2 separate regions of the Mus musculus genome follow, and region 2 is linked to region 1. The links are chromatin loops, found by intact Hi-C in ENCODE. Cell type or tissue: heart. All regions are shown on one strand. Each heading gives the region's core, and the rest is flanking DNA. Links, peaks and the distances in the headings are about the cores only.

Region 1 (15,802 bases), core at 4,863-9,862:
CCCACTGGTTTCCTGTGTTGTGACCTATCTGCACACCATGGCACTGTAGCACTAGCCTGTTCTCCGCTGGAATGCGTCCAATGATTTGGGAAGAGTCCAAACTCCCCAGGGATCCCAGAGCCTAGCATAATTAGTCAGTCTGAGTAATTGCCCGGCTATTTTCTAGGAGCCCTAGCCAGTCTCTCACATGCTCCCTCCAGGGCATTTGTGCAGCGCTCCCATCCTCCTCACCTCCTCAACAGCTGAAGGGCCCTGAGGGCCCTGCCACTGTGCACTAGCAGAGGCCAGCCAGCAGTGGGATCAGTTGGGCCTGCACTGTGAGGTGGAGGCAACCCAGGTAGCCAGTAGCACTGGGGAACTGGGAAAGCAGCTATGCATCAGGTATAGCGTTGGCCCACACTGTAACCTCATAGACACTGTGAGCCAAGGCTTGGCTTCCTGGACTGCTGACAAGGAAAATGAGGCTTAGAGGTGTCAAAGAACTTGGTGCTGAGCCAGGTGTGACCCCAGGACAGGACTGCAGAGCTCAGGTTCTCACCCAGAGGCAGCCCCTCCTCCCAGAAGCAGGGGACGGTGGCTGGCTGGGAATTGTCTCCAGTATAACACTGGAGCAAGAGTCTAGTAGAAGATACTGGAGACCAGGGATGCTTCAAATGTCCAGCAGTATTCAGAGTAGCCACCACAGTCAGTCGCCCTGGGGCAGGAAGTGTTAAAGAGGCTGTGCTTGGCACCCTGCCCCAAATGCCCATGGTGCCAAAACTGAGAAAACATGTTCTATAGCTTCAGTTTAGAACATCACACCATGGTGTCTGCAGAGACTCACTCAGGACCATGAGTTAGGAACATAGAGGAGCACAGGACAAGGCAGGGAAGCAAAGCCAAGTTGTCAAAGCCCTGACCCAAGACAGTTGATTAACAGGTCAGAGTGGCCAAGACACAGACCAGTTCTAGGAGAAAGGCCTGTTGCTGCCTACTCCCAGTATAAGGAGATGCAGAACCCAGTGTTGACCATGAGGTCCTTGGTCATGGACACACCGCATAGCCCCCGAGGATAGCTTACTTGATAAAGTGCTTACCATGCAGGTATGAGGACCTCAGATTGATCCTCAACTCATGTAAAAAGCTGGGACATCCTAGCACACACTGCAGCCCCAGTGCTGGAGAGGCAGAGATATAGGTCCATCTTAGGGTATGCTAGTCAGCTTAGGGTGGGCAGCAAACCCCAGGCAATTAATAAACACAGAAAGTCAAGATAGACAGCTCCTGACCTCCATACGCATGCACACCTGCATATACATGTGAATATATCCACACACAGAAACACACACTCGGGGAGGGAGGAAGACTCTGTAGTGTGTGTGTGTTTTTTTCATTATTATATGTAAGTACACTGTAGCTGTCTTCAGACACACCAGAAGAGGGTGTCAGATCACATTACAGGTGGTTGCGAGCCAACATGTGGTTTCGAGCCAACATGTGGTTGCTGGGATTTGAACTCAGGACCTTCGGAAGAGCAGTTAGTGCTCTTACCCTCTGAGCATCTCTCCAGCCCCTGTAGTGTGTTCTGTATAACCAGCATCTTGCTATGCACATCACTTCCTGAGGGCTAGAGTAGGGCCTCTGAGTTCCCCAAGCTTATGCTTCCCAGGTAATGCTGGGAAGGCAGGATGAGGTGGCGTGCCCTTCTGGTGCACAGCAGCCTGGGGTGAGGGACAGGGGGATGTGTGAGCATGACTCCTCATGTACATGCTTCCTCATGTTACACAGATGCACACACGTGTCCAGCTGTAATCCAGATAGAGCCATAGAGCAAGGAACTTGTTACAAATTTAACCAAGATTTTTTACACAGGAGCTAAGGAGACCACCATGAGTGCATTGCTATTTCTTTACCTTAGCCAACTTGGTGGTAACTTTTTGAAGATTTATATTCCCAATGTTTGAAACAATGTGCTTGAGTTTGGGGTGAGGTGTTTAAAAGATAATCAAAGGTAAATCAACTTAAAGACAGGCTTATAGGAGTCTTGATTCTCTCTGTGTGTCTGTCTGTCTGTCTGTCTGTCTGTCTCTCTCTCTCTCTCTCTCTCTCTCTCTCTCTCGGGTGTGTGTGTGTGTGTGTGTGCACGTGCATGCGCACGTGGTGTTTGCATGTCTATGTATGGTGTACATGTATGTTTGTGGATTTGGTCTGTCTATGTGAGTGGCTGAACCCATTGTTTATGCAAGTGTGGAGGCAGAGGTTGGCATTAGGTGTCTTTCTCTGCTGGGCTCCACTTTATTTTTGAGACCGTCTCTGTATGAGCCTGAGGCTCACTGATTACCTAGACTAGCTGGCCAGCTAGCTCGAGAGATCTGTCCACCTCTGCTTCCCACATGCTGGGGTTTCAGAGGTCCTTCACTGCGCCCAGATTTGTATGCATGTTCTGGGGATAGGACCCCAGGTCTTTATTCTAGCTATCTTCCTATCTCCCCGGCTCTGTAATGTCCTTCATTAACAAAGCAGATGTGTGGAAAGGGGGTAATGCCCCTTTCTCTGCAACTTCGGACAAGTGTGCCTTCCACAGGAGATTCTGGGGCAGTAGCTTGAGATGAAGGGGAAACCCAAGGACCTCCATCCATATCAGGAGATCTGGCATGCAGCCCTGGTCACAGCGCAGCGACTTTGGCAAGTCACATGGCTTCTGAGAACACCATTCTCTTTATCTTTAGATTAGAAACCCTCTCCTGCAGGCAGGCGCCTGAGGTATCTGTAAGGAGAAGGCAGGTCCATGTGTGTGAAAGTGTTTGGTCAACAGTAAGGAGTCCTGTGCAAATGAAGCTGTGTGGTTATCACGGAGATAACACTGGTTCCAATAGCAGCCTCACCCAGCAGGGAAGGAAGCATACTGCAGATCCCAAGCTGTCTGCCTTAGGTATCCTCATCAGCAACTTTGATTGATTGCAGCCTTTGTGAAGCCCAAGATACTTGAGAGTTATCAGCAAAGAAGACTGATAAAAGGCTTACCTTCTGGGAGCCTGTACCCTAAATGGGTAGGGGGTAGGGGGAGTGGTGGAGAGAGAGTGTTAACACAGGAGGGGGGTTATATAGACTAGGGGAGTTGGGGAAACTGAGCAGGGTAAAAGCAAGAAGAAACATGGAGGGAAGAGAGAAGATGCAGGTTTCTTTTAATTCATTAATGTATTTACTGATAATGGACAGAAGTGTACATGGGCCACAGTGCACAGGTCTGAGGATAGCTTACCCCAGCCAGTGCTTGTTTGCCCTTCACCATGTGTGCTCTGAGGATTGAACTTACAGCATGGAGGCCCACACTCAGGCCCCTTGAATTATCTCTCTATATTTGTTTTATTTATATGAGACAGGGCCTCCCTTTCAGCTGCAGCTGACCTGGAACTGGCTGTGTAGACCAGGCTGGCCAGAAACTTGTATAAGTCAGCCTGCCTGTGCCTGTGCCTGTGCCTGTGCCCGTGCCCCTGCCTCTGCCTCCCCAGTGCTGAGGTCCAAGCTTTGCACCTCCCTGCCCAGCCTACAGTTCTCAGTAGGGAGACAGACTGGGTCTGGGTGGGAACAGATCTTCAGGGGTGTGAGACCTGCAAGCAGCGGCTCCCGAGTAGAATAAGGAGCAAGGTGAGGTGAGGCTGGAAGAGATCCATAAGAGGCCACGAGCAGCCCAAGGGAAGATCAGGAAGCCAGAGCAAAGGCAGAGCCTGGGGGCGGAGCTCAAGCATCCACAAAAAACATCCTTTTTGTTTGTTTTGTTTTGTTTATTTTTGCTTTTGAGACAGGGTTTTATAGCCCTGTCTATTCCAGAACTCACTCTGTAGACCAGAACTCACAGAGATCCCCTGCCTCTGCTTCCACAGTGCTGGGATTATAGGTGCGTGCCACCACCCAGCCTGTTTCTAAATCAATAGTGGTTTTCCCTGATGGGTGATAGCCTGGTCTTATTCCTGAGCATCGTCAAACTGAACAAGTAAAGCCTCTGCAGGTGCAGGAAAGCCGGAATCTCCCTGTTTTGCATCCTTCCTATGCGTGCATGCAAGCGCAAAAGCAGTTTGCAGTGTTGAGTGCACTCAGATTGCAGTGTCTGGAGCAGGCTGGGAAGCTGGCCACTTAGCATTGGTGGTGCTGACCCAGAGGAAAGGGGAAATGGTTGGATTCTGGACCCAGAGCCAGGGGAATATTTCTTCAGGTTGGATGTGGGTATGAGAGAAAGGTAAGGTTTTATTTACTGTGGCTCCGAACATGGGGACCTGGGCCATTGGAAGATGGAAAGAGCAGAGAATGAGGTAGAACCATGGGATTAAATTTGAGCAGTCTGTTAAAGATCTGAATGGAAATGCTAAGCCAACAATTAGAGAGGAGTCTGAAGCCTGGGAGAAATGCCTGGGTTATGGGAAATCTTCAGAGGCCGACACACGGTACCAGTGGGAGCAGGCCTCCAGAAGGCTGTGGTACCCGTGGGTGAGACCTAGTGGAGGACCACAGGAGCTGGATCCTTTGGAGGTGCTTCAATATGGAGAGGGAACATGAAGAGCAGGACAGATAGGAGGGGCATCCAGGAGACAGGAGGACAGCAGAGAAGGAAGCAGTTTCCTTGGTCAAACATTGTATAGTCTGCTAAGTAATACAAGGCCTGGAAATCAATGGTAGTATTGGACAGTGTGGAGTCCAGGGTGTTCCTGATGGGACACTCTCAGTGGGGTGTGGAGCCACTGGAATTTGAGTTCAAGACAAGTGAAGATAGCAAATGTGGATATACTCCTGAGAAGTCTTTTCACAATTGGGAGAAGTGGGGTGAGCAGAGTCCTTTGCAGATGGGGAAACAATACCATGTGTGCTAGCAAGAAGGGTTCAATAGAGATGGATTATCGATGGGAGGGAAGCAAGTCAAGGGGTAGATCAAGAAAGGTCAAAAGTCAATAAATACGGAATAAAGTTGACCTGGGTGTGACGTGTTTAACGCACATGAGGCCCTGGCTCAGTTCATCAATCTGTGCCTTCCTTGTATTCCCAGAGTTCACTGGGGGGAGAGTGGGACACCAGACAGCATTCTGTCCAGAGATGAGGACAGCTGTTTCTCCCAGGGAGGACGGGGCATTCCTAGGGGCACAGTGTTAGACATAGGGACATGAGCAACCCTCCAGGAAACCTTGGGGCTTCCTAGCAACAAACACTGAAGACTCCACCAACATCTGCAGACATAGCAAGCAGAAAGTCTGGGATATGGTGTGGTAGACTCGCCTTAGAGCATCAGACCCATGAGGCTGGCAGAGGGAGGCCTCAGAGGCTACTGTGAGACTGATGGGCTGCCGCACCAAAGGGCTCTGAGCTCTAGAAGAGAGAGGAGAGAGAAAGCATGCAGCTTTGTGTACCCAGGCCCAGGCCATCGTCCCTCTAATCTTCTCATATTTCTAAGCCCCAGACTCTAGCCAGACCTGTAAGGTGCCCATCAAGGAGAAGGAGGTGGGTTGACTGTGTATGGCACATCCTTTTCTCCCAGGGAACTGCCTGATTTCAACCATTAGTGCAGTCTGCCTACAGGCAGAGCCACCGCTGGGCTGCAGTAAGCTAGCACCCTTCAAGACCCCCCAGAAACATGGCCCCACACATCGCCCATTTCCTCAGAGAAATGTGCACCTAGTCTCAGTGGCTCCCCCTTTTTATTTATTTATTTTTACAGTGCCTTAAGCTATTTGGAGTGACCCGCTCCAAGAGACCACCTAATTAATGGAGGCCTTGAGGGGGATGAAAGAAAACTGGCTGTGAATCCAAACCCTGCCTTCCCTCTAGGCCAGCGGGATGCTCAGAGCCCCAGAGGCCAGCTCTGCGCTCCTCCTGCGACCAGCAGCCTCAGCTCCCCGATGTTTGCAGTTCATTGTGTGTGCGGTGTGTGGGGGTGGGAGGGGTGTCAAGGAGCGTCCCATTAGACTGAACAAACCCACGCAGGCAGAGCGAAGGAGGATTGTGCATCAGCTAACCTTTATCATGTTCCTGCCCACGGCGCAGGACCCTGGGGACCCCACGGTAAGGTCTTTCCCTTATGGCAGGGGCCCCATGGCATGGTATGTGGTGTTGAGGGTACAAATGAGGTGTGGCAGGGAGGGGGCAGAGAGTGACTCTAAGGAAAAGAGGGGAGGCAGGTGTCCCTGCAGACTTCACAGAGGAGTGGCTGGCAAGCGGTTCAGGCCTCTGTGGGAACAGCACCCACTGGCTGTGGGGATATGTCTCCATGTCTCTCTGCCCCCTCCCTGCCAACCCTTCCCTCGTTTGCCTCAGTTCTTTTCTGTCTGTGGAATCCTTGGTTCTCTGAGCAGGGAAGGTCCTGGGATCCCTGGGCCAAGGCTCTCTTTTACCCCTGAGGAAGCAGGAACAGGCAGATAGAAGCAGCTCTTCCAAGGTCATACAACTGTTTCCGTGGCCGATTTTTTCTTTGTTTTTTGTTTGTTTGCTCATATTTGCCGTGTGTGTGTGTGTGTGTGTGTGTGAGTGTGTGTGTGTGTGTGTGTACATGCATGCAAAACTAACACAGAAAGGCAAAGTCACACAGAGAGACAGCCCCCTTTACAGTAGCAGGCGGTGTGCTGGGCACAGATGCATTCTGAAAACGAATAGGGAGGTGCGCAGGCACAGGGACCACTGTGAGTGATTCCCCCAGGACTAGAGCTGAGTCTCTCAGGTGATGAAGGAAGTGGAGGATGTTGGGGTCTCAGAGGTCTCTCCTCCTACTTCTAGAAACTGTGACTGGTCCTAAGTTCTAGCCAGAGTTCCCAAGGGACTTGGAGCTTATTCATCAGACTAGGTCCCCTGTCATGTCCTAGGATTTAGTGACCAAAGGAGAAAGGTTAGGGACAGGCCAGGTCACAAATATCAGGAGACCTGGCAGTTAGAGTTCCAAAGGGTCTCTCTTCACACTCCCCACCCCCTGATAAAATTAGGGTAATTGTTTTTCTCTGAGGGAAGTTTTACTGCTGGGGCGAGGGAAAGCTGACAAGAGAAAGGGGTCTGTCTCTATGGCAAGATGTCCTTTCTCCCTCTTCGCTCCTTTGTTCCTCTTCCACTCCCTCCCTTCCTCTCCCCAGCTAGCTTCCCTTCTTTCCTTCTAGCCCTTCATTCTCCCTTTCCCACCCCCTCAATTCCCCCCTGCCTTGTCCCCAATCGGGACCTCCACAGAGGGCGGGAGCACAAGACTCTTGGGCTCCGGCTGGGTCTGGGTGGCCATCTTCCCGCAGAGAAGGAGTTAAATCTCTTCCCTGCATCCCTCCTCCCTTCTCCGCCTCCCCTGGCCGCCGTGGAGTCCTGCAGCTGGGCCCTGGGCTGACCTTCACCGGGAGGGAGGCCGCAGCGCGCATGCTCGGTCTGGGGAGCCGTGCGGGCGGAGGGAGGGCGGTGCGGGCCGGCGGCCGGAGCCCCCAGTGCACCGGCTGCGGCCGCTAGCTCCGCACGGTGGGGGGCGAGGCGGCCCGTCCGTCCCGCAGGCCGCGGCGCAGCGCTCCCTGCGCGGGGAGCGGCGCTTTGCCATTTGGTGCTGGTGGTGCTTCTGCGAGGGAAGGAGAGATGGGGGGACGACAGGGGGGACTCCAGCTCCGGGACGCAGCGCGGCCGCCCTCCCCTTGCCCCAGACACGCTCTCGGCCTACCCGGGTGTGGCCTGCGCCCAGTCTGGTTGGAAGAAGGCCGGGCTCTTCGCGGGCACTGTGGGCGACGTGTTACTGCCCAGCACCCTGGTGGCACCGAGGTGGTGGGGTTACTGTCCTTTGTGAGAAGGTCTCCCTGGCCACAAGTCCCCCACTAGACCTGCTAGAAGAGCATGTTAATGTGTCTGCTCACTTGTGAACGGCCTCTCATTGTATGGGATGTGGGGAGGCCAGAGTGTGCCTCTATGTGCAAATCCATGTGGCTCCTTGTCCCTGTGGCAGTATGTGTGCTCCAAGTTGTGTGGTTTTTGTGAAGCATAATGATACCCCCAGAGGGCCAGCTCCAAAAGGACCTGTCTGTGGGTCTGACTGGTGTGCCCCGTTCCCCTAGTCCTGGCATCTCCCACAGCTTTCTTCACCACCAAGGCCTCCCAGGCCTGGTGCCCGTCCTTCAGACGTTCCACCCACAAAGCTAAGGTGACAGCCGCCTCCTGTCTTCTCCTCAGAGGTGGCTCTAAAAGTTGAGGACACCTAGCTTTTCCTAAAGCCTAGAGTTGTCCACCCCACTCCCAGAACCTCCAAGGACTGGGATTTCCAGTCCCTGCTAGGAGCAGAGGTCGGGGTAGCTGCAGTGACTCACATCTTCAGGTAAACGGCCTATGTTCATTGGCCTGTTAAGCTTTGCAGATGTTCTCAGTTTTGATGTTGTAGACAGAGCCCCTGTACCCAGCCAGGCTGCAGAAAGCGTGGGCCCAATGCCATTTCTGCCTTTAGGAGTCACAACCTCCTTGGGAGACCAAACACAAAACACCTGAAGTGAAGGGCACATGAGGCATTCCGCCAGCCCAGTTTATGGGCAAGATGAATGAATGATATGGGACATTTGGATAAGACCAAAATAGGTTCCCGTAAGCGAAGCAGGGAACCAGGGTCCGACCTGGGTCTTAAAGGATGGGACAGGCAGAGAGTGCAAGTGGAGGCATTGCAAAATGCCTGAAGAGCCTTAGACCAGGGGATGAGTGGGGTGGGGGGAGTGTTGGAGGTGAGCTGCTGGCCCTAAGCAGGTTATCTTTCCAGCCACCACCGTTACTGTCTGCTGCTGCTGGAGTCTGCCCATCCTGGAATACTGTCCCCCATAGCATCTAAGAAGATGTTTTCTCTAGTCTTTCACGGTGACAGTGGCCACCTGAAAGGACAATGACAGCTAGGCATACTAACAGGACCTGCAGGAAACAAAGATACAGGCCAAATAGACTGGGAGAGCATTCCTCTGCTCCTTATCCTGACCCATGAAGACATTCTGAAGGGCCAAAGGTTAGGGTCCCTCGGTGCAATGGGTCTTGAGGGCTCAAATTGTATGTGTTCCCACAAGTTCCCTCAGGCATTGTCCCTCTCTCAGCGGCAGCCCCAGCTAGCCCATAAACCTGACCCTTGATTGTCCTGAAACCCGCGGACTCCTCCTTCAGAAGGTGGGGACAGGCGTGGCTTGTGGAATGGGCGGAGCTTGGGCTCAACCTAGGGATCTCAGGATTTGTCCCCTCCTTTCTGTTCTTCCTCCCCTCCAGGGATGGCCAGTTCTATCCACACTGTCCCATTTAGGGTTTCCTCGTCTTCCTACCCCACACTCCTGCTTTCTCTTCGGTTCTGGGGCGGACTTCACCAATCCCGAGCTCTCTGGGTCTCCGCGCCAAAGCCATCAAGCCCTGCTTGCCTCACCCTTTCCTCCTACCCACCCAAGTACCCACCCTGGATCCGCGCCATTCCTCACAATGTACTCCTCCTGTTCTCATGAGTCCAGTCCATGTCCCCTTTTCGGAAATATTTCCCCTATTGCCCTCACTTTCTCGCACAGAGACAAACAAAGACTCACAAGCCCAGAAATAGACTCCAACAGAGCTGAAAGACACAGGCCGTGTCCTGCCCCGCACGCACGCGCGCAGGCTCGGCGGCTCTTGTGAAGGGAAGCACACAGACTGGGCGTTTGTCAGTGCACGCACATAAACATCCACACCCACAGCCTCTGCGCCGTGCCACAAAAGGGTGCAGACACACGGTGTGCGAGACAAGGGCACACACATCTGCGGGCGCCCGGGAGCCCGCCTAGCCCGGCACACCCACCGCGCTGGCCCTGGGACAGGAGCAAGGCCTGCTTCGGGCTCGGGTTCCCCCCCAGATTCCTTCCAGCAAATGTTTCCCTACTTGGCCTGCCTGGTCCCAGGGGAAAGGGCCTCAGAAATGCTGCAGGAGCCACTTGGGGGAAAAAAGTTGGAACTGTCTGTTCCCTGCCTGGCCATGTCGGCGAATTCCCTAACCGAGAAACTATTTGTGGCGAGGGCAGAGTGGCTGGCGAGCCCCTTGTCACCTCCCGTGGTGTTCCCTCCCCGAGCCGCCACCGATGGGCCCCGGGCGGCCTGGGCGCAGCGCAGCTGCCCATCGCGCAGCCTCCGGGCAGATCGGCTCGTCTCGCCGCTTCTGTGCGCCGCTTGGACCACGCGGAGTGCACAGGAGGGCCGCTCCGTCCCCGGCGCGTCGCAGGCAGACCCCGGGCCGCCGGACTATTTCTGTCTTATCAGTGCAGGAATGCGGCAGCCGCGGCGGCGGCGGCGGCGGGCGGGCGGCGGCGGCGGCGTGGGCCGTGGGCCGTCAGGGCAGCCCTGAAGGGGCCCCCTCCCCACTCCGCTCGAGTAGAAGTGTGAGAGAGCCCAGCAGGACTCAGAGGGGAGAGTTGGAGGAAAAAAAAGGCAGAAAAGGGAAAGAAAGAGGAAGAGAGAGAGAGAGTGAGAGGAGCCGCTGAGCCCACCCCGATGGCCGCGGACGAAGTTGCCGGAGGGGCGCGCAAAGCCACGAAAAGCAAACTTTTTGAGTTTCTGGTCCATGGGGTGGTGAGTGGGGGAAAGTTAGCGGGGGAGGGTGAGCGAGCTGGCTCGGGCTGAATGGAGGGATGATCGGGAGGGGCCGCCGGCGCGCTCCGGCTCTCCCACCCCTTTGGTTGAGGGGCGCACGGTCACGGCCCAACCCTGGGACCTTGCGGGCGCCCTGGCATCCGAACACGTCGCCAAGCGGTCGGCTGGGGATGGGCGCGCGGCGGCCGGGAAGAGAGGCGTCGGCTTGGGTTCTTCTCAGGGGCAAGGGGTGGGATGTGGGCACCGTGCCTCCCCCAAGAGGGGGGTCCCCTCTGTAACTGACATGTCTCACATTCTTTTACTGGTGGGCTCAGGTGTTACCCCTGCCCTGGGGGTGGGGGTGGGGTGGTGACTCGAACACACAGCTAGGGCAGGGCTGCCTGTTGTCCCTGTTCATCCTTTGGGACAGGGTCACTCCGACTAGGTCTGAGCAGCTAGGAGCAGGTGACCTAAGAGCAAAAGCTCTCTGCTGAACAACCTCTGCATCCTAGCAGGAGGGCCTTGAGGACTTGGCCCTGCTGTCAGAGCTGAGAAGGGTCTACTTGTGAGACCTCAAGTTAAGCAGTCAGAAGATCTCCTTGGCAGGCTCAGCCACCAGAAGTTGATGACCTTAACACCTCAAAGGTGTGAAGGAGGGGCAGGAGTTGGGGACATGAGGCCTAGAAACCAAAGGGATAGTACTATACCGTTCTAACACACACACACACACACACTCACACACTCACGAAGACATGTGAGGAGTCTGAGGGTACCCAGGAACCTATTGAGGTGGAGAGCCTGCTGTGAGGAGCTCTAAGCCTGGGCATATGGAGGGAAGAGTCAGTCATATTTACTATGGCCAAATTTGGTTGTGACTCCAGGAAGCACCATTTCAGTGAGAGGCAAGGGCCCCCAGAATCTGACCCTTATGAGGCTGTTACTGATGGCAGGCTCCTGGGGGCCCCTAGAAGCCTTCTTCTCAGGGCCTCATTAGACCCAACAGTATCAGTGGCCTTGATGAATAGGAGAGTGGCTGATAGGGAAGAGGGCTTCTCTGTGGCAGCCTGTTCTCTAGCCATAGGGATCTCTGGGGTATAAATTCCAAGGCAGCCCTATGGGTTAGTGGAGTTACCAATCCTGACCTAGCTGCTTAAGAGTAGTTGCTTTAAAGACTACCATCCAGTGAAGAGGCTCTGCATATGGAATTGAATGTGGTCAACTTGGTAGTTCGGTTCTTGGATGATTAGAGTCCCCTCTATAGTGATGGAGAATGGCTAGGCTTGAGCTTCCACGCTGGTGACATTGGTGCTGTGAGTGACAGAGTCAGGTGGAATGGGGGAGGCAAGTTCAGGGACAGGCCTGTTTGACTATAGAAGAGATGGGCAGAGACAGCTGCTTGGCTCTGGGTGGAGACCTCAGAGGTAAGCAATGTAAGAGGAGAAAGGAAGCCCAGGGTTAGGGTTAGGGCTTCTTAATCCAGGGGGCAAGATGAGAAGGGTGTGTGTGTGCATGGCCTTCTGTAGCCCAGGCTGGCCTCAAATTCACTATATATCAGAGGGTGGTCTTGATTTTCTGCCTTCACCTCAAGATTAGGATTATAAGTATGTGCTATCATGCCAGGCGGTGGTGGCGCACGCCTTTAATCCCAGCACTCGGGAGGCAGAGGCAGGTGGATTTCTGAGTTCAAGGCCAGCCTGGTCTACAGAGTGAGTTCCAGGACAGCCAGGGCTACACAGAGAAACCCTGTCTCAAAAAAAAAAAAAAAAAAAAAAGTATGTGCTATCATGTGCAGTTTATTTGATGCTGGGGATCGAACCCAGAGCACCACATGTATTGCACAAGCCCTTAACCAAGCTACATCCCTAGCCTGAGATGGTAGTGTTTAAATAATAGGGGTTTCATTCCCCTCTCCCTAATACCCTTCCTGGTCTAGGTCCCCAAGCCTCAGCCCCCTTCCTGGGCTTGGACAAGTGAAATCTGAAACACTCCACTTGCATTCACATCTCATCTCTTTTGATTGACTGCCCAGAGCTGGTGGCCAGAGAAAATCAACCTGCCTCATTTCCCTCCAATTTCTACCCTTTCTGGGATATTGTGAGGAATAGGTTGTCTCTGATGTGGGCAGATGGGAGGGGGAAATGGATACTGCTACAGATGCTGCTTCCTTCACATCCCTGCACTGGCAGTCCACTTCTAGTCCCGTTCCCCACTTGCCACTCAAGAAAACCTGGCAGAGTTTGATGACACCAGACCCGCAGGTCCCCTTGCCCAGTCTCTTGTATCATCTTGGGAGAAATAAAATTAAAGAGGCAGGTTAAGTCAGTGGGTGTGGAGACCTGGAGTTAGCTGTACCAGTTATGTTTGAGATTGAGGTGCCAAAAGCAGGGGGCTCCGAAATGGAGATAGGGGCTCAAGTACAAAACACATCAGACCCAGAAGTGGGGTGTGGAAATGGAGAATGAGGGCAGGAGATCAGCCCCTCCCTCACCGCAGCGAAGCAGCGGGGAGCAGGGCCCGCCAGGTGCTGCCTTTGCCAGGAAGAGCAGGGTGACCTTGGTGAGGTCGCTGTTTTCTTTGAGCCCCAGTTGCCCCATCTGTCAAGTGGGGATGAAAAGACCTGCTCTGACTGGCTTGCAGAGAACCGTAAGGATATGAACATCCTTTGAAAGGTTGAAAGGCGCCATTAATATTCATTTTGGGGGTACCTTGCACGGCTCTGAGACTCGGCTATGCTCTGGGCAATTTCCTGGCTTCAGTTAGCTTCATGCAAGGAGACGCTGAGCCCCCTCCTCCAGAGCCGCGCAGATTCCCGCGCCCCCGCCCCTCCCACCAATCACTCCCACTCATCGCTCAGCGCAGGGTTACCAACCCAGGGTCTTGGAGAGGGGCGGGAACGCAGGCACGCTGGCCTGGGGGTCGGGACCGAATCTGACCTGCCGGCGCCTGTTTCTGCTTCACCTCCCGCCCCACCCCCCAGCGCCCCGGGATGCCGTCTGGAGCCCGAATGCCCCACCAGGGGGCGCCCATGGGCCCCCCGGGCTCCCCGTACATGGGCAGCCCCGCGGTACGACCCGGCCTGGCCCCCGCGGGCATGGAGCCCGCCCGCAAGCGAGCAGCGCCCCCGCCCGGGCAGAGCCAGGCACAGGGCCAGGGCCAGCCCGTGCCCACCGCCCCAGCGCGGAGCCGCAGGTGAGTGCCCCCCAAAACTCCGCCCCCCCGCGTGAAAGGGCGTGCAGGGGCGGAAGGCAGAAGCCTCAGGGACCAGGTGGGTGAGTGGTGGGGATGGAAAGCTAAGGAAGGGTGGTAGCAGCGACCAAGTCATTCTAGCTTGGATGTTCTCTGGAGAGGGCTTAGGGGGCACTGGTCTGGTTCTTTTGTGTGCCCACAGTGAAGACAGGCTGCAATAGTCGGCTGCCAGTGTCCCTTCTCTGCACGCACCCTTCATTCCTCTGCTTGTCACCTGATAAATCCTTTCTCCCATCCTGTACCCCAAGTTCTGGGAGATGCTTCAGTCTTTGGGGAGAGGCAAGGCTGGCAATAGACCAAGGGTTGAGTTTTAGCTGTGTGTTTTCTAAAATGTAGTCCTCTGGTACCTCCGGGCCAGTCCCGAGTCCCGGGCTGCGTCAGAGCCCCTCTAGATTTCTGCAGCCCTTATCCTTGGCAGTGGGCATGAAGAGGGCGTTATAACCCCTCTGAGGGAGCAATTCTGCCCCCAAGCCACCGGACCAGCTTATTTCCTCGTCTGAGAAGTTAGTGGCACTCCCATGGTCCCTGCTGGCTCTTGGCAAGAGTTATGCCCCTATGGGCATCGGTATTTAGCCAAACACACATGCTTCCTTTTGCACAACAGATGGGTTCTTATACAAGGTGTAATATCAGTTCTACTTCATTATTAAATAGTTTTTTACGCATCAAGGAAAATCATAGGCATCCCACAGTAAATCCTTTTACAAAGTGAATCATTATCTTGTATAGCAAGTAATTCTTTGATTTTTTTATTTTTTTATGTATAAGTTAAGAGTTTTGTGTGGACAATTTATTTGAAATAAATCAATCCTTTCATGAGAGGCTTATCCAGCCTAAGAATGGTTTTTTTTTTTTTTTTTTTTTTCTTTAATGAGTTGCTTGACTAGGCATAGAGTGGATTTCTGGATAGAGAGGGGGCAGTGAGTGAGAAAGCCACATGGGGGCAGTGTAGAGCTATCTTCTAGGCTATGTGTTCTCTCTTGGTCAGCCAAGAGAGAACATTGCTTTTGAAACAGAAACATCCAATACCAGGTGCTATCTACCCTAGGTTCAGCCACATTGGTTCCAGTGCTAAGTCAAACTCACATAGAACACTCCTGCACACTACCAGGGTTCTTGTGACTGTGGTGTGGCCCTTGGTTGGCAGATGGTCCAAGACCACAAGCGTTTCCTGCCCTTAAACAGTCCCTTCCAAGCCCAGAGCCATTGGAGTGCCAAGTCCCACCACTTCACACCATGGTGGCTCAGGAGCTCCAGGAACCAGGTGGAAGAGTCACCTCTCCCCTCCTTGGAGCTCGGGCTCTCTTGGCAGGAAAGGCTCCTCAGAAGCTATCTTCTCTCTCCTCTGTCTTCCCCGCTTCCAGGCTTTTTGCAAACACTTCTGCAGTCCCCATGTTTTGGCAGCATCTCCTCTTTCACTAGTTCCTCCTAAGTCTGAATTTCTCTGGCTCTGAGGATGTGGCGCGGTATAAGGTGGGGGCAGGGGGTACCGGGCCAGAGAAAGGATCTGCTTTCCAAGGGAAGTACCAGCTCCATGGCCCTGCTGTAGCCCTCAGACAGGCAGACAAGCAGGCTGTGGGAACCCCAGCCAGCGGGCGGAGATGTCGGGATAATTTAGCAGGTGGCCTCGTTACTCCCAGATCTGTCGCCATGGTAACCTGGTTTTTTCTTTAAAAAATGTACAGTGCCAAGAGGAGGAAGATGGCTGACAAAATCCTCCCTCAAAGGGTGAGTTCCTTTCACAGCAGCCCCCAGCCAGCCCCCACCCCTTTGCTCCTCCATCTTCCCCTCCTTCCTTAGGAGCAAAGCTTTGGGCTCAGCATCACAGCCACTTTCACTTTTTGTTTTAAAAGCTCATTAGGAAGTGAGGCTCCCTTTTCGAGAGGGTGGGGCTGGACTGAGGGAGGGAGCTGGAGAGCCACGGAGGGAGGAGGGGCAGATCACAAGGCCTGAGGTTCAGGGGGCGGGATGCCAGTGGTCCAAAGGCATAAAGGACAAAGAAGGGACCAGAAACTGCTGAGTGGAGGGAACAGAAAGT
Region 2 (15,802 bases), core at 5,178-10,177, 150 kb after region 1:
ACCCTATCCCATCTCCCCTTTCCCTGCTTCTATAAGAGTTCCCCCACCCACTCATCCACTCCCACCTCCCCACCCTCCCATTCCCCTACACTGGGGCACTGAGCCTTCACAGGATCAAGGGCCTCTCCTGCCACTGATCCCCGACAAGGCCATTCTCTGCCATATATTCTGCTGGAGCCATGGGTCCCTCGATGTGTACTCTTTGGTTGGTGGTTTAGTCCCTAGGAGCTCTGGTTGGTTGATATTGTTGTTCTTCCTGTGGGGTTGCAAACCCCTTCAGCTCCTTCGGTCCTTTCTCTAACGCCTCTATCAGGGATCCTGTGCTCAGTCCAATGGTTGGCTGCGAGCATCCACATCTGTATAGGTAAGGCTCTGGCAGAGCCTCTCAGGAGACAGCTATATCAGGCTCCTGTCAGCAAGCACTTCTTGGCATCCACAATAGTGTCTGCGTTTGGTGACTGTATATGGGATGGATCCCCAGGTGGGGCAGTCCCTGGATGACCTTTCCTTCAGTCTCTGCTCCAAACTTTGTCTCTGTATCTCCTCCCAAGGGTATTTTGTTCCCACTTCTAAGAAGGACCGAAGTATCCACACGTTGGTCTTCCTTCTTCTTGAGCTTCATGTAGTCTGTGAATTGTATCTTGGGTATTCCGAGCTTTTGGGCTAATATCCACTTATCAGTGAGTGCACCTCATGTGTGTTCTTTTGTGACTGGGTTACCTCACTCAGGATGATATTTTCTAGTTCCATCCATTGTTAGTATTCTTATGTGCATCAGAGTTTTGTCTGCATGTATGTCTGTGTAAGGGTGTCAGTTGTAAGCTGCCATGTGGGTGCTGGGAACTGAACTTGGGTCCTCTGAAGGATTGAGCCATCTCTCCCGCCCTCACATGAGATTTTTTTAAAAGAACACATTCTGTCATGTTTCTGGGGCGAGCACCTCTTCACGTATGCTATTCTCCATGCACTCAGCAGAGTGGAAGTAATACCCTAAAGTGCCATGCTTCAGATGGGGACTCACGTAACCAGAAAAAGGCTACAGCAGAGAAGAGGGGGCTGGCTCGCCGTACGCTGTGATCTACAAGTTTACACTCCAGGGCAGTCTGAAGCTCAAACGCTTCCCTTGGGGCCAACTATGTGGACAACCATGTCACCTGGCCAAACCACCCAAGTGAGGAACAGGAACACCAGACAAAAACTAACCTATTTTCTTATTGATCTTTTTGACTTGTATATTTTAGTCCTGGCTCTGTGGCTCATAGTAGGGACTCTAACTCTGCAACACTGAGGAAGTCTTTGTGTTGCCTCCAGGACACAGCTGAAGACCAAGGAGCACGGAGAGCTGGTAGGCAGCACGGCTGACCCATACCTGCTCACCTTCTTGTCATACTCAGCCGTGGCAGACGCCAGGGTCTACCTGACAGTACAGAGAATGTGGCAGCATAGGCTGGTGCTCAGGTGATGAGGGGCAGGAAGGCATCTATCTGTCTTCCCTAGCGCCACCAGCCTAACAAGGTCAGAGCTCCCCTGCACCTGGGCCAACATGACATGTGCTAACAGCTGGCCAAGGACTCAAAGGCACATGTCGAGGGATCTACTCTTATGAAGACCACTCCATATTCTTGCCTGAACCCTCTTGGGCCACCTATGTCCTGCAGAAGAAAGCACCAACTCCCATGGTTTCTTGAGCTCTTAGAAGATAGAAATGGATAGCTACAGGAGAGAGCATTAAAAATTCCCTCCCAACTAACATGGACACCCTTGGACAATGTGCAGTGGGACTTTAGATCACTCGGCTCTAAATGGACTGTCTTGAAGTTCTTCCTTCAAGGCTCAGGGAGCTACGAACAAATAGTGGCTGACTGAGTGTACGAGATAGAGGCCATGGAGGAGTCCAGGAGAACGGTGTCTACCAGATGCACACCTAACTCAGACCGTGAGAGCATACCCGTGACCTGCATAGGTTCAAAGCACGTAAGGTCCCAGTGCTGAGAGCCAGAAGTGGATGCAGGCTCCTACCCCTAACTAAGAAGCCATCTACAACTGATAATCCCCAGCAAAAGAAAACTTTGTTCTCTCCAATATCGTGTACTAAGCACACTTCAAGGCATGCCCCACGCCCAGGTCAGCACAAACAAACTCAATGCTGTTTTTGTAGACTTTTTGCCTCATTTTGTTTTCTTCAGGACTTATTTTCTTATTGATCTTTTTGACTTGTATGTTTTAGTTTCTGGTTTTGTGTGCTTATTCCTTTATCTTTTTTAAAAGGCCAAGAAAAAGAACAAAAAAGAAGTTGGGTGGGGTGGGGGGCTTGGGAGAAACAGGAAGAGGGGAAAACACCATCAAAATAGACTATGAAAAAAGGACTTTTTTCAATTAAACAAACTTCCCTCCCCAGGGTCCATTTCACCCATCAACTGTCCCCTATGAACAGAGGCTAGGCACAGAGACTCACTTGCTATATACCCTGAATACCACATGTATGTTTACAGACCACTCCTAACACAGTGGTGGGAAACCCTCCAACCAGCAGGCCCAGCTCACACTTGAGAAGTGACAGCAGGTGGTCCTTAGGGGCACAGTCTGCTTCCCTGATGAAGGAGATAAAACAGACACTGACCCTAGAGCCAAAGATGGAGGGAGGTTTTCCTGAGGTCATAGTCTGGAAGCACGGTCCTTTCTAACCTGAAGCAGGCCTCTCAGCTTTGCCCTGGTTTCAGAAAAGCCAGTTTCATTACTACCACTGCAGGTGCCTTCTGAGCCAGCCCTTACTGTGTCTCTTCTCCCTCCACCCACTTTGTTCCTCTGTGTTCTGAGGTCCCAGATGTAACTGGGCCACCTAGGAGGAGTTCAAGAGACAGACTGGGAATGAATACTCTTTGCTGCCTACCAGCACTCCACATGGGTGTCCTTTCTCAGAATTCCTAGAGCCCTTGTGTGAAGTCCTACATAAGCAGCCATGCCCCCAACAGGCCCTCCCCACTGAAACAGTAACTGTAGGAATCACAGCGACAGATGTAGGTTCCAACCCATTCCTGACCTACAAGTTAGGGCCGCTGGGAAAAGCCTATCTTGGGCACTGCACAAGACAGCAGACCTGTGGCAAAAATCCTGGCCAGAGTGGAGACGACCATGAACAATCAGCAAAGTCAGGATCGGGGCTTCCATGCCCTTTCCTTAGGGCAGGGGTTCAGCAAGAGAAATCTCAGAACAATGGGGAATGCAGCCGTAACATTAACCTCAGGCTGCCCAGGCAGATACTGTGGCTGGAACCCTCTTCCTGTTGCTCCCTCTGGCTTTCCCAAAACACCTGGCCCCTTCTCAGCCTAAAGCAAACAGGAAGAAGCCCCATTTCTTCCTTCCAGTTCCTTTGGGATACCCCTTAGCCTGGGTAGGAAGGCAGGCGGAAGGGGAAGTGCATGAACGAGGCTGAGAACAATCCAGGGAGAGCAGGAGTGCTCAAAGGGACTTCTCCCGCTCTGCGGAAACACAAACCCCAGGGAAAAACAAAGGGGTTTCATGCAGCAGACAAAGCTGGGTTCCTGCATACACAGTAACAGTCATATGGCACGCACACAGAGGCACGGTCCACTTCCAGCCCAGAACTCAAACCGGAAACTGAGCTGGGCTGCAGGCCCCACTGCCCCATCCCTGGCAGACATATACCTGCTCAGACCCACGTGTAGAGACCCCTAGAACTCTCCTCCCAACACCTTCTCTGGGGTCCTTGATGGCCAGGTCTCCCTGAGTCTCCTTCCCCCACTGAGTGCCATCAGGAGAAACCCTGGTGTGCATGCATTCTTCTTTCTAGGACGCAGCCCCAGCCGCAACCAAGAGACTCAACTTTTCCTTGGGAAGGAGAGAGGCTGGGTTAACACTGGCCCCTCCCATTTCTGAGGGTCAGTTTCCCACTGGTGAGGCTGAGTGACTCAGAGCTTCTGCACATTCTATTCTCTAGGCCCTGGTGGTGGTTTCCTTCATTCCCTGGGGATAAGCGCTGGACAGGTGTTCTCTCTTGAGTAGGAAAGGAATTTCAGTGTTTTAAATGGTTCTGGTAGTCACCTTCTGATAAAACAGAACAAGCCCTTCACCAGGGATTAGCTGAAGGAAGGTGAAATGTTAGCCCCTTGAAGCACAGGCCCCTGGCAGCTCTGTGTGCATGTAACATCCTACATCTGCTGGGCTTCACACAGAAAAGATCAAGATGTGTTATCACCCTTCGCTGGACAAGGTGGGAGCCCTGCCCTGTAGAACAGGCCAATATGGTTAGGCAGATGGAGAAGTCTACTGCAGGGAGCACACAGGGCTGAACACTGGAATAGGAGCCTGATTGGTTAGGCTCCTTATTTTTTATTTTACTTTAATTTTTAGCCTGCCTACAGTGGAAAAGTTGGGTCGACAGAAGTGTGGGAGCCTGTAGGGCGGGGGTAAAAAAACTGAGTTCCTAGGAGAGGCTGGGAAGCGAAGGTGAAAGAAGGCACTGGGAGGCTTTCCCAGACAGATGGGACAGGGACAGGCCGGGGACAGCAGAGCAGAGGGCTGTGTGTGTATGGGGAACAGCTGGGTCAGTCTGGTGACAATGATCACCAAGGCCCAGGATTTCATCAAGGTGATACAAAGCTTCCAGGCTAAGCAGATGGGACAGTGGGGTACTTCCAACCCTCAACGGGGAAGTTGCTCTGGGGGAAGGCTCTAGAAAAACGCTGCCTATCATGTTTTACTTAGGACAGAGATCAAAACCGGCCCAAGTACTTCCTGGGACCATGACTCGAACAGAAGATGCCCAATCTGGTATGTGAGTAGGGATGACTGAGGTCGTTAATAATACTGATAAACAGGAACTAGGTGCAGAGCCTGCTCAGCCTGTCTGCTCCCTACTCTTGAAAGTCTCTGGACAGCTGATCCCCCAATACATACTTTCTCTCTCTCTCTCTCTCTCTCTCTCTCTCTCTCTCTCTCCCTCCCTCCCTCCCTCCCTCCCTCCCTCCCTCCCTTCCTCCACACACACACTGGTGGCTGCACACACACACACTGGTGGCTGTCCAGTAAATTGCTTCAGCCTCCTAAAAAGGCACGGGAAATCATCTTGGGAGTTGATGAGGAACTTGACACTTCCTCTAGGAACAGGGAAGCTCAGAGAACAGTCTCTTCCGGCCTCACCCTCTGAATCTAAGGGAAAAAACCCCACCTCATCTCTCCTGAAGACCCTGGGCTCACACTAATGCTACCTCCCAATCCCCAGCATAGCAGTGATGCCAAGTCATTTACTCAAATCCATGTTAATGAGTTTTTTCTGTCACCTAATTAGTTCACAGTGAACTCTGCCTTGAAAGGAAAGAGAAGAAAACAGGCTGGGAAAAGATCAAAAGGAAGACAGCTGGGAATGTTACAACAAAGGGGCCCAGATCTAAAGGTGGAGGGGGGCTCTACTCACAAAAGATCAGAGACTCATCAGCAATGGGTACCTCAAAAAAGCAAAACAGGCCTGTTCAAGTACAGATGGCTCCAAAGCCTCACACTAGATGGGAGCAGGATCTAAATTGAAGGACCCAAGTAGTGGACATGCCCTTCCTAATTCCAAGTCAGCAGCAACTAGCCTTGCTCCCTGCATTGCCACTAAGGCGGAACCCACCACCTGCTGGTGGGCGTCCCCCTTCAAGCAGAGTTGGAAAAAGAAGCAGATGGACCAAGGCGAGGCCCATCTGTCCAAGCTTGCTAGAAGGTCAACACTGCCACTGGGGTGCCTGTTGCTACTGCCAGCCAGCCTCCACTACACCAAAGGTTGTGGGGCTTCTTGCCAGCAGTGTGCCCCCCAATTAACGTGCCTTTCAGTTGCCAGGGTTCAGGCCCATGTGCCCACAGAAAGGAACATTAGTAGGAGCAGTGCATGGCCTGAGGTTTACAGTCCCCCTACATCCAGGCCCGACCTCCCTGGAGGTCAGTCAGCATCCTGACATCCACATGGATGCCTGGGGGTTAGAAGGGACTGGCAAGCGCAGAGGGTTCATCCAGAGTCTCCCACGCGGCCACAGCTCCCCAGTCCTGCACCCAGGCCAGGCCCGCGCCCGCCCGACCGCAGAAGCGTGGGGGTGGGTGTGCGTCGGGAGAGGGCGCCGCGGGGAGCGCCACCCTCCAAAGCCTGCAGGAGAGGCCCAGGAAGGCTGCCATCCACTAACCCAAAGCTCTCTCTGATCCTCCACCCCTACAGCCCGGCTGGGCCAGGGCAGCTGCTAAGATTACTCTCAGGCATTAGCCCCACCTTCACGACCCACCAAGGTCTTCCGTCGCACCCAGCGAGCCTGACCGTGCCTAGCCAGATGTGGCCCCAGGCCCTCCCGGTCTTTGGCGACTCAGCGCATCAGTCCTTGGAGCGACAACCATCTTCACATCCCAGGTCACGGAGGAAAAAAAACAAAAAACAAAAAACGTGTCCACTGACACTGGACCGAGCCCACCGCCCCTAAAAAAAAGTGTTCCTGTATGAGACATGGAAAAACCTGGACTAGGGTTCTGCAGTGGGGGTTAGCAAACCGTGAACCTCAGCTCCATAAGACCCCTGAGCGCCAGAAAGGGGCAGGGCCGAGGCCGTGAAGGACCCTCGCCCCCCACCCGCCACCGGCCAGCGCTGCAAAGGCCACCGCGTCTCAGCTCCCGCAGGCCCCCGGCTCCGCTCACCCTCGATGGAGATGACGTGCTCCCGGATCTGGTTCTGCAGCGCCAAATCCTCGATTCGCTCGATCAGGTCGTAGATGGCGTAGATGTTGGGGTGTACCGACTCGAAGCGTTGGATCTCGGCTCGGATAGCGGCCGAGTTGGAGAGCGCGAACTGCTGGGGGGGGCCGCCAGCCAGCTGCTGCGAGGGGCCGCCACCCCCGGCTCCGGGCCCCGCGCCGCCGAACTGCCCGCCGCCCCCCGCGCCGCCGCCGCCGCCGCCGCCGGTCCCCGGAGCCGCCAGGCTCTGCTGCTGCTGAGGACTCTGGCCCCCGCCTGCCTGGAAGTTCATGGCTCCGGAGGCGCGGGCCCCGAAGCGGGCCCAGCCAGGGCCTGGGGCGGCGCGGCGGCGGCGGCGGCGGCAGCGACCAGGCGCGCGGGGCTGGCGGAACCCTAACTACTAAGCGCGCGGCGCCGGTCTAGCGCATGAGGCCCGGAGCCGAGGCCAGAAGGCGCGGCCGCGCACGCTGGGGCCGCCGCCCGGCGTTTACCCGCGCTGAGATCCCGCCGCCTCGGAGCTGCCTCCAGCGGCAACAACAACGGGACCGGGAGCGCGCGGCCCGGGCCCTCCCCCCGCGTCATGCGCACGCACCGCCGCCCCCGCCGGCTCCGGCACACGCAGCCTAGCCCCCTCCCAGCCGCCCCCGCCCCTCCAGCGTCGCCCTGCGCCCCCGCCCCTCCTCTCTCGCAAGCGCCTTAGCCTCCACCCCCAAGAACCGCGTGCTGGCCGCGACGCGCGGCCCCACCCACCCGCGTAGGCCCTTCCGCCCGCTAACCCGCCCCAAAGCTAGACAGAAGCCTCGAGGGCCTCCCGCCTGGGGACACGATCACGCTGTCCCCACGTCCGGCCAGCTGTCATTGCTACCTCTCTACGTCGCTCTAGGCCCGTGTGGAATCCTTGGGCTACTCAGAACTGTTCTCTGTGCCTGAGGGTGCTGATAAGTGGGACTGATTGGCGGAGAAGCTCGCCCAGGGGCGCCACCCTCTTTCTTTTAGTGCTGCAGCAGCTCCTCTGTCTCCAGGCCTCGAGGTCAGCCCTAGGGATCTTGCCAGGGTTCTCTTCCCTGGCTCTCTGCCCCCGACCCCGGCCCCCGGGCCCCCAGTCTCCACTGTCGACTGCACCTGAGAGACTGGGACGGGCTCCCCGTTCCTATGTCCAGTTCTCTCTGAGAGTTTCACTCAAGAGACCCTGCAAGCTTGAAACAACAGCGTCCCAATTCTTATCTCCCAGTGACAGCCCTCTCCCAAAAGACCCTCCCTGCCATACTGAAAAGGGCCCATTGGTTCATTACAGAAACTCAGCAGAACCCACATGGGTCTCATAATTTTTCTTGACAGACCTTGTCTTTTCTTGATAGACCCTGTCTATCCTATGCCTTCCTAGGGCCAGAGATCACCCTTCAGTGTCCCAGTTCTTCTGTATTCCCATTATCAAAGTTGTCTTCAGCTGTGTTAACCCACATCCCCAACACAGATCCTCAAACCTGGAGGTGGCATGTGCAAGGGAATGACCCTGTGGAATAAATCTGCTAGAGGATGCCAGGTATCATGATGTACACGTTAGCCCAGCACAGGGGCCATACAGTAGGAGGATTAGTTCAAGGACAGCCTGAGCTTAATAGGGAGTTCAAAGCCAACCTGGGCTATATATGACCTTTTTTTAAAAAACAAACAAACAAAAAACCCAAAACCAGCTGAATCTGAGTACATGACTAAAGTCCTGGCGTTAGGAAGGCAGAATCTAGATCACCAACTCTGTCTCAAAAATGAAAAGCAACACTAGGCAGTGGTGAGGTGCACACCTTTAATCCCAGCAGAGGCAGGGGCAGCAGATCCATGAGTTGAAGACCTGCTAGGGCTACACAGAAAAACCCTGTCACAAGAAAAAAAAAAGTCTTATTATGTCTGAAATAATTATGCTATGTCAGGCATAAATGTTTCAAGGTTTGTATAACCCTCATCTAACTTTGATGTAGATTATGGTCTTTGTGCATTTTGCCTTTTAACTCTGTACCCCTGAGCTTGGACACCAACAGACTTCAGAGATGAAAAGCAACTCTTGGTCTGACCATTAATAAAAACTTAAAACTTTTAATTAACTTAATCAACATAGTAATCAATATGACCTTAAGGGGTCAGTTCACCATTGATACATGTCCTGCAGACCTCTCTGCTGAGCCTTACTAACCCTCCTGGGCAAATGCTCTACACATAGCTCTATATGTGTATGGTGTATCCCCTGTGTGTGTACATATATGTATTATGTACAGACAAGTACCTGCTGCCTGTGAAGGTCAGTATCCTCTGGGACCGGAGTTATAGAGACTCTTGAGTTGCCGTGTGGTATAATGAGAAGTGAGCCTAAGTCCTCTGAAAGAACAGCCACTGCTCTTAACCGATGAGCCATCTTTCCAGCCCACATGTCATCTTTTTTTACACTCATTTCCACTTCAAAGGGCAACTTGGACTTTTCCCCAAAATAAAATTTCCTAGTATTTTACTTTTTACACACCTTCCCATATTTCTCTTAGTTTCCAAAGGATCAGGCACAAACCAATCAACTCCCAACTATTGAGTGATGCGAGCTTCTATCTGTATGATGTTAGGAATGTCTTGTAAAATTTCTGGTCTTAATCTGAAAACTGAAGTAGTTCAACAAAAATATAGCTTTTCTCATAAAAAAAAAAGTATAGTTCTACTTTACAATTCTAAAACTAATATTAATACTCTGGCCAGGTGGTGGAGGTGCATGGTTTCAATCCCAGCACTCAGGAAGCAGAGGCAGAAGATCTCTGTGAGTTCAAGGCCAGCCTGCTCTACATCAAGAGTTCCAGGTCAGGGCTACATATAGAAACCCTGTCTTGAAAAATAAAAATACAAACCAACAAACCTATAGCATCTCTGTTAGATTCTTAGAATTGGCAGCAAGAAGTTCCCCAGAACTTGAGAGGGAGGGAAACACTCCAAAGTGCTGCCCCAGCCACCAGCACATGCCTACCTTAACATTCATTGATTGTCTATCTGCATATCTGTTCCTCTATTAGTATGTATCAGTGAGGGCAAGGAGAGAAAGCATTATATGCCCAGTATCTTGCACAATACCTAGCATATAAAACATATATACTCAAATATAGCATAAATGAAGAAATATGAAGAAACTAGACAGAAGTTAATTCCTTACTTTATAAATCCAAACTAATGTGCCCAAGGCAATATTTGATCTGGTCTTAATCTGAAAACTGAAGTAGTTAAACAGAGGTCCCATCCATAGAAGAGCAGAGTAGGTTATCTTTAATTAAGACTGGACTGGATGGGGCTAGAGACATGGCTCAGGAGTTAAGAACATTTGCTGCACCTGTTGCTGCTCTTGCAGAGGACCCTAATTCGGTTCCTAACACCTACATGGCTCCAAAAAACTGCCTATTACTCTAGTACTTCCTCTGACCTCCAGAGACGCAAGGCTTGAGTGTGGTGTACTTAAATATACTCAGGCAAACACCCATACAAATATGATATACAAACCCTTGTTTTTAAAAAACTAATTAGGGACTTGTTCTGCAAGCATACGGGCCTCCATTTGACTCCTCAGTATTCATGTCAGAAACCAGGCTTGGGAGCCTCTGCCTGTACCCTTAGCATAAGAGAACAGAGACAAGTCACACAGACACACATGCATGTGCAAACTCCCAAGTCAAAACTGGTCTGTAAAATCTGGGATTCAAGATTTCTGCAGATATTGGAGTCAAAGGAATAAGAAAAAATCTACAGAGATTGGCTGTCACAGATCCATCGTTATATCCTTTATGTGGAAATACTTTTTTAGGGGTGGGAGAATAAAACAGGGTCTTTCTAGGTGACCAAAGTTCTCAACCTCCTAATTGTCCTACCTCAAACTCCCAGTGCTGGGATTACAGGGCTATGTCACCATACTTAGCCAGTTTCTCAGTTTACGTTTTGGTGAAGCCAATGCATTAATACTAGGCGAGCAAAATACAAAAAAATACATAAATTTTACAGAGCTGTCATACTTATTTAATAAAACGAGTTTCTTCTTTCCAACTGACCTAGAAGAATTATACTTGTTCAGAGATTAAATAACCCACCAGAGATTATATAGCTGATGAGTGTCTACATGAGACCGCAGGATGTACACTCAGTTCCAAAGTCTATGCCATCTTTACAATCTCATAGGGACACAGTGCAGCAGAGGCCAGGAGACAGCTGGCGTCAGGCACTCTCCCTAGCAAGTGGGGCAGACAACCTACACCTTCTCAGCAACAGAGTCAATTTAGAAAACCAAGCTGCTTTTTGGCGTCCACAATGACACAGGCTTGGCTGGGTAGTGGCCACCTGCGCTTCCCAGAGCCTTCATCACTGCATCACCAACGCGGGTGCTCTGACATGCTGCAGGATGACGTTGGTGTCAGGAGTGACAGATGCTCCAGCAGCTGGCAGCGGAGATAGAGTTTCTTGCTGCTGACCAAATCTCTGTGGACAAGCAGAAACCCCAGGGTCCTTCCCGTGGGCCCATCGACGATCCAAGGGTACCGGCAACATCTGGTCCAGCCCGGCACGTGGGTTCACAGGGAGGAGGGCGGGAACTAAACAGGGCGAACTACAATCCCCACAATGCTCCCGGGCCGCGGCAGCAGGGAAGGAGAGGGACCTCAGGTGTCTGCGACCTCGGTGCCTTCGGCCCGGAAGTGCCCGAGGAGCCGAGATGGAGCTGGTGGAGCTGGGCGGTGAGTCGCTGTGCGTGGCCGCGCCCACCGGGTCGCCCCAGGCCACAGCTGGGACCTGCTTGCCCCGCCCCGAGATAGCTGGTGCCCTCCAGTAGCTCTGGGGGGCGGGCAGATGGGAGGAGTGATGGAGTAGTCGTGGGGAGGGCTAGGTCTAGGTTCTCCCCGAGGGATCAAGGGTCTGGAGACCTCTGGGTTTGGAGCCCAGGAGGCGCTGGGAGACTGCTGCGGGGTGGGCTTTGGGTGGACCCGAGAAGGTGCCGAGCTGAGTAGACAACTCCCAAGACTCCAGATTGGCCAAGGGTGGAGTTTGACATTTGGGGTTGTCTAGGAAGCTTTGGGAAGTGGTCTTTGTTGTGGGTGGGGTTTGGGTAAATGGTAAGGGGGAGGGCAGGGGGCTAGAGAGACACTTTTATCAGAGAAACTTAAGCGACAGGGCATCAGATGAGCTTTGCTATAAATAGGTGAAGGAGTGAACTTTGGGATGAAGTGAACCAAAGAATAGGTAAGCTTCTGGGTAAAGTTTGATGAAGGTTACATTTAAGGAGAGGGTTGCTTAGAAAAGCAAGGCCCTTTCTTGAACGTAAGGTTTCGGTGAATCGGGTGCTGAATGAAGATCTAGAACTCAGATAGCAAAGCTAGCACTTGGAATCTGGTGATGGGAAGGGACGTTACCCAAAAGCCAAGTTTGGGACTACAGGATGCTGCATCCTGGGTGCGCAAGCACACACAATAACTAGGACAGTTGAAGTTGGAATGACTTCTGACCAGGAAGTAGCCCCTCACCAGTTCTTTGCACCTCTCTAGCTCCTTAGCACCTCTGGCAGCAGCACGGGTGCCATGGCCTTGATTGAAGGCGTAGGCGATGAGGTGACTGTCCTTTTTGCGGTGCTTGCTTGCCTTCTGGTGCTGGCCCTCGCCTGGGTCTCAACACATACCACTGAGAGTACAGACCCCCAACCACAGCCGCCGGGGACCACAACACCAGCACAGCCCAGTGAAGCCATGTCAGCCTCTGACAGCATCAGAGAGGAGGCCCCAGGGGCTGAGAGTCCCAGCCTGAGACACAGAGGTCCATCTGCACAGCCAGAGCCTGACACAGGGGTCACAGCATCAACACCTCCAGACTCTCCGCAGGAACCCCTACTTCTACGGTTGAAATTTCTCAATGACTCTGAGCAGGTAGCCAGGGCCTGGCCTCAGGACACCATTGGCTCCTTAAAAAGGTAAGCTGGGAAGAGGGTAAGAACAAAATGCTAAAAATGGGGTGGGTGTCTATAGAAGGGTCACCCTATGAAGCTCTCCCTTATTTTCTGTTTGAAAAATCTGTCTCCTCACATTATACACCATTCCTGTTAATCTGTCCCCCAGAGGCCAGGATCTGGGTGGTCAGGTGTAGGGGTGGTGAAAATTGGGATTGGTCCTCTGAACAATGGGCCAGGACTGCCTGAGGCCTGCTCTCTTACCCAGGTCCCTCTCTCCTCAGGACCCAGTTTCCAGGCCAGGAACAGCAGGTTCGGCTCATCTACCAAGGTCAACTGCTAGGAGACGACACTCAGACACTAGGCAGTCTCCACCTGCCCCCCAACTGCGTTCTCCACTGCCACGTGTCCACGAGAGTCGGTCCCCCACATCCTCCCTGCCCACCGGGGTCAGAGCCCGGCCCCTCCGGGCTGGAAATCGGCAGCCTTCTGTTGCCCCTGCTGCTTCTGCTGCTGCTCCTGCTCTGGTACTGCCAGATCCAGTACCGGCCCTTCTTTCCCCTGACCGCTACCCTGGGTCTGGCCGGCTTCACCCTGCTCCTCAGTCTCCTGGCCTTTGCCATGTATCGGCCGTAGTGCCTCCACGGGCTTTTGGCAGTGTAGCCAGCCCCTCTGGACCTCATTCCCCAAGGCGCAAAGGGAGCTGCTGTCTGCCCAGGCCCACTTCACCCGCTGCCTGTCTTTTCCCACTACCCTGGAGCCCAGCTTTGCGCCGCAGAGGACTTCGGGTGTTAGCGGAGGCCGCTCCGTGTGATCTTCATAGCTCTAGGCCATCTCCTGGGGCTGCTGGACCTCAGCCTTCGCTGGCAGTGGGCTCTTCTGGATCAGGCACTTGCTGTCGCTGCCTTGGCCGCCAGGGCACCCCAATGGGCCCATCTTAGTGTGCTGACAGAGGATCTAGATACTTCTAGTTTCAAAGAGCTGCCTAGGCTGAATTGGAAACTGGTGGACTGGGAGACTGGTGAAGGGGAATCGAGAGGGGCAGAGTTGTTTTCTGGAATTTGTGCAGATTAAAGAAACTGTGACGTTTTCCTACCCAGTGTGTCTGTGTGTTGCTTGAGGGTGGGGAGCCCTTGTTCTACGAGAATGGAACCTGCCCTAGGTCCTGAGTGCTCAAGCTACCCCAGGGCTGGACAGAGGACCGCCACTCCCGGCACCTTTCAGCGCAAGCTCTGTGGCCCCGCCCCCGCGACGTGCGCATTTCCCGGAAGCGGAGGGCGGGGCTCGCGGCTCCTCTGCTCGCAGCGCCTGCTGGGAGCCACGTCTCCGCCGCCCTGGCGCTGGACTGCGATTGGCGTCTGGGGGCGATCCGGGGGCTGCTGGGAAGATGGCGGACTCGGTGGCCCGCTGATGAGGAGGCCGCGGGGGGAGCCCGGCTCCCGGGCCCCAAGACCAGCTGAGAGAGTGACCTACGCGGGGCCCGGGGAGTCATGTAGGGTGGCGCCTGAGGGGCGGACCTCGGGAGGGCGGCGGGAGCTGGTGTTAGTGGTGGTGACCACGGGCTGCTCGCCTCTTGGGGCCGGGACAGGGTGTGGGGGCCCCTCCCGCGGACAGCATCAGCTCCGCGCCTTGGCAGATAGCTCACTCGGGCTCGGCGCGCGCCCCGCGAGCTTGCGCTGTGTTCTCATTTCACTAGTGAGGAGGCTTAGGCAGAGAGGCGAAGACATTAGTTCAAGGTCACGCAGCTGGTAAGTGGGAGCGCCCAGCATGGGACCCAGCACCGGCCCGCTACTGAGCCTGCGTTCCACCCACCCCGCCGCCGCCGCCTCCTGCGGGACGGGGAGGTGGTCTTCAGGGCTCATCGCCCGGACCACCGGGGCTCCCAGGCTGGGTGCGACCACTAGCCCTGTGAATGACCTCAGGCTTAACCTCTCCGCCGCTCTGGGCCTGTTTCTCCGCCTGAGAAATGAGGTAACAGCCCTGAGACTCCTCATCAGCTTGCACGGAGCATCGAAGGCGATATGCATGTGAAATGTGAATAGAATTGCACTGAGCACACTTAAAGAATTAGGGTTTCTGTGTCAAGGAATGGGAGAAGAGGGGCAGACTGGGTAAGAATACCAGGGCAATCACACGGGATTTTTTTTTTTTTTAAACTTCAGGCCCTTTGGATGGGGAGTCAGGTAAGGACTAGATAGCATATTTTTCCCCTTGGAGGAAACCTCACCTGGTTTTCTGGGCCACCCCCTCAGGGTCTCCACCACCCAGCTCCATGCTTCGAATCCTGCTCTCTGCCCAGACTTCCCCTGCTCGGCTGTCTGGTTTGCTGCTCATCCCACCAGTACAGCCCTGTTGTTTGGGACCCAGCAAGTCCGGGGACCGGCCTTTTGGAGGAGGCCCTGTGCAAGGCCTTCAACGGCTTCTGGAACAGGCACGGAGCCCTGGGGAGCTACTGCGATGGCTGAGCCAGAACCCCACCAAGGTGCGAGCTCATCACTACCCTGTGGCACTCCGGCGTCTGGGCCAGCTCTTGGTGTCTCAGCCTAGGCCCTCTCCTGTGGAGCAGGCCACACTGCAGGACTTGAGTCAGCTCATCATCCGAAACTGCCCCTCCTTTGACGTTCACACCATCCATGTGTGTCTCCACCTTGCAGTGTTACTTGGTGAGGAGGGTATTGGAAGGTGTGGGTGTTTCGGGAAGAATAGAGGAAGAGAGAGCAGTAGAGGACCCAAGCCATTGATAAAACTCATGTTCCCATTCACCTCCCCAAGCACATTTGCTGATTGCTCTCTGTATCCATGGTGGATGTCCAAGTCAAGCAGCATCTTTCTAACTGCCGGGTACTAGGTTCTTCCTAATACAGTGCTCTAGGGAGCCACAGACGTATAGTCTGTTATACTCGGCACAAGGTGACTTTTGTATAAGGCTTTCCCCACACACTGTTGATACATCATGCTCACATGATACCAAATCACTCCACTGAAACAAGTATTTTCCCATTCAAGAAACGATGACAAGGAATTTGGGGACTCATTCACTCCACTTGGCAAGATGGCACACCCCAGCTCTCTTACCAGGATGGTCTTCATCCCTCTCTCAGGCTTTCCATCAGATGGACCACTCCTGTGTGCCCTCGAGCAGGAGCGCAG

Evidence for each region. A loop is a pair of places that touch in the nucleus more often than their neighbours do. Peaks named below come from ENCODE experiments on the same cell type or tissue, not always from the same donor. Only the 100,000 strongest peaks of a DNase experiment are listed, where the experiment ranks them.
Region 2: it touches region 1 in a loop (2.6-fold over the local background); 1 of 42 quality-filtered maps calls a loop at or near these places.

The regions. Positions count from the first base shown.
Region 1 is chr5:24,596,497-24,612,298 of GRCm38, reverse strand. It overlaps Smarcd3 (SWI/SNF related, matrix associated, actin dependent regulator of chromatin, subfamily d, member 3), which reads left to right and starts at 10,297. Exons shown (of 13, transcript NM_025891.3): 1 at 10,297-10,518; 2 at 13,496-13,707; 3 at 15,450-15,492. The coding sequence starts at 10,441. In heart, for the core only: a CTCF peak has its summit at 7,287; DNase peaks (open chromatin) are centred at 7,318, 8,088, 8,398, 9,118 and 2 weaker places; H3K4me3 peaks cover 3,962 bases; H3K27ac peaks cover 4,614 bases; H3K27me3 peaks cover 442 bases.
Region 2 is chr5:24,443,408-24,459,209 of GRCm38, reverse strand. It overlaps Agap3 (ArfGAP with GTPase domain, ankyrin repeat and PH domain 3), which reads right to left and starts at 7,033. Exons shown (of 18, transcript NM_139153.2): 1 at 6,676-7,033. The coding sequence starts at 7,003. It overlaps Fastk (Fas-activated serine/threonine kinase), which reads left to right and starts at 13,975. Exons shown (of 10, transcript NM_023229.2): 1 at 13,975-14,144; 2 at 14,905-15,315; 3 at 15,754-15,802. The coding sequence starts at 14,063. It overlaps Tmub1 (transmembrane and ubiquitin-like domain containing 1), which reads left to right and starts at 11,364. Exons shown (of 3, transcript NM_022418.3): 1 at 11,364-11,453; 2 at 12,258-12,676; 3 at 12,937-13,747. The coding sequence starts at 12,291. The coding sequence ends at 13,288. In heart, for the core only: CTCF peaks have their summits at 6,124 and 7,241; DNase peaks (open chromatin) are centred at 5,179, 6,019, 6,729 and 7,379; H3K4me3 peaks cover 2,888 bases; H3K27ac peaks cover 3,140 bases.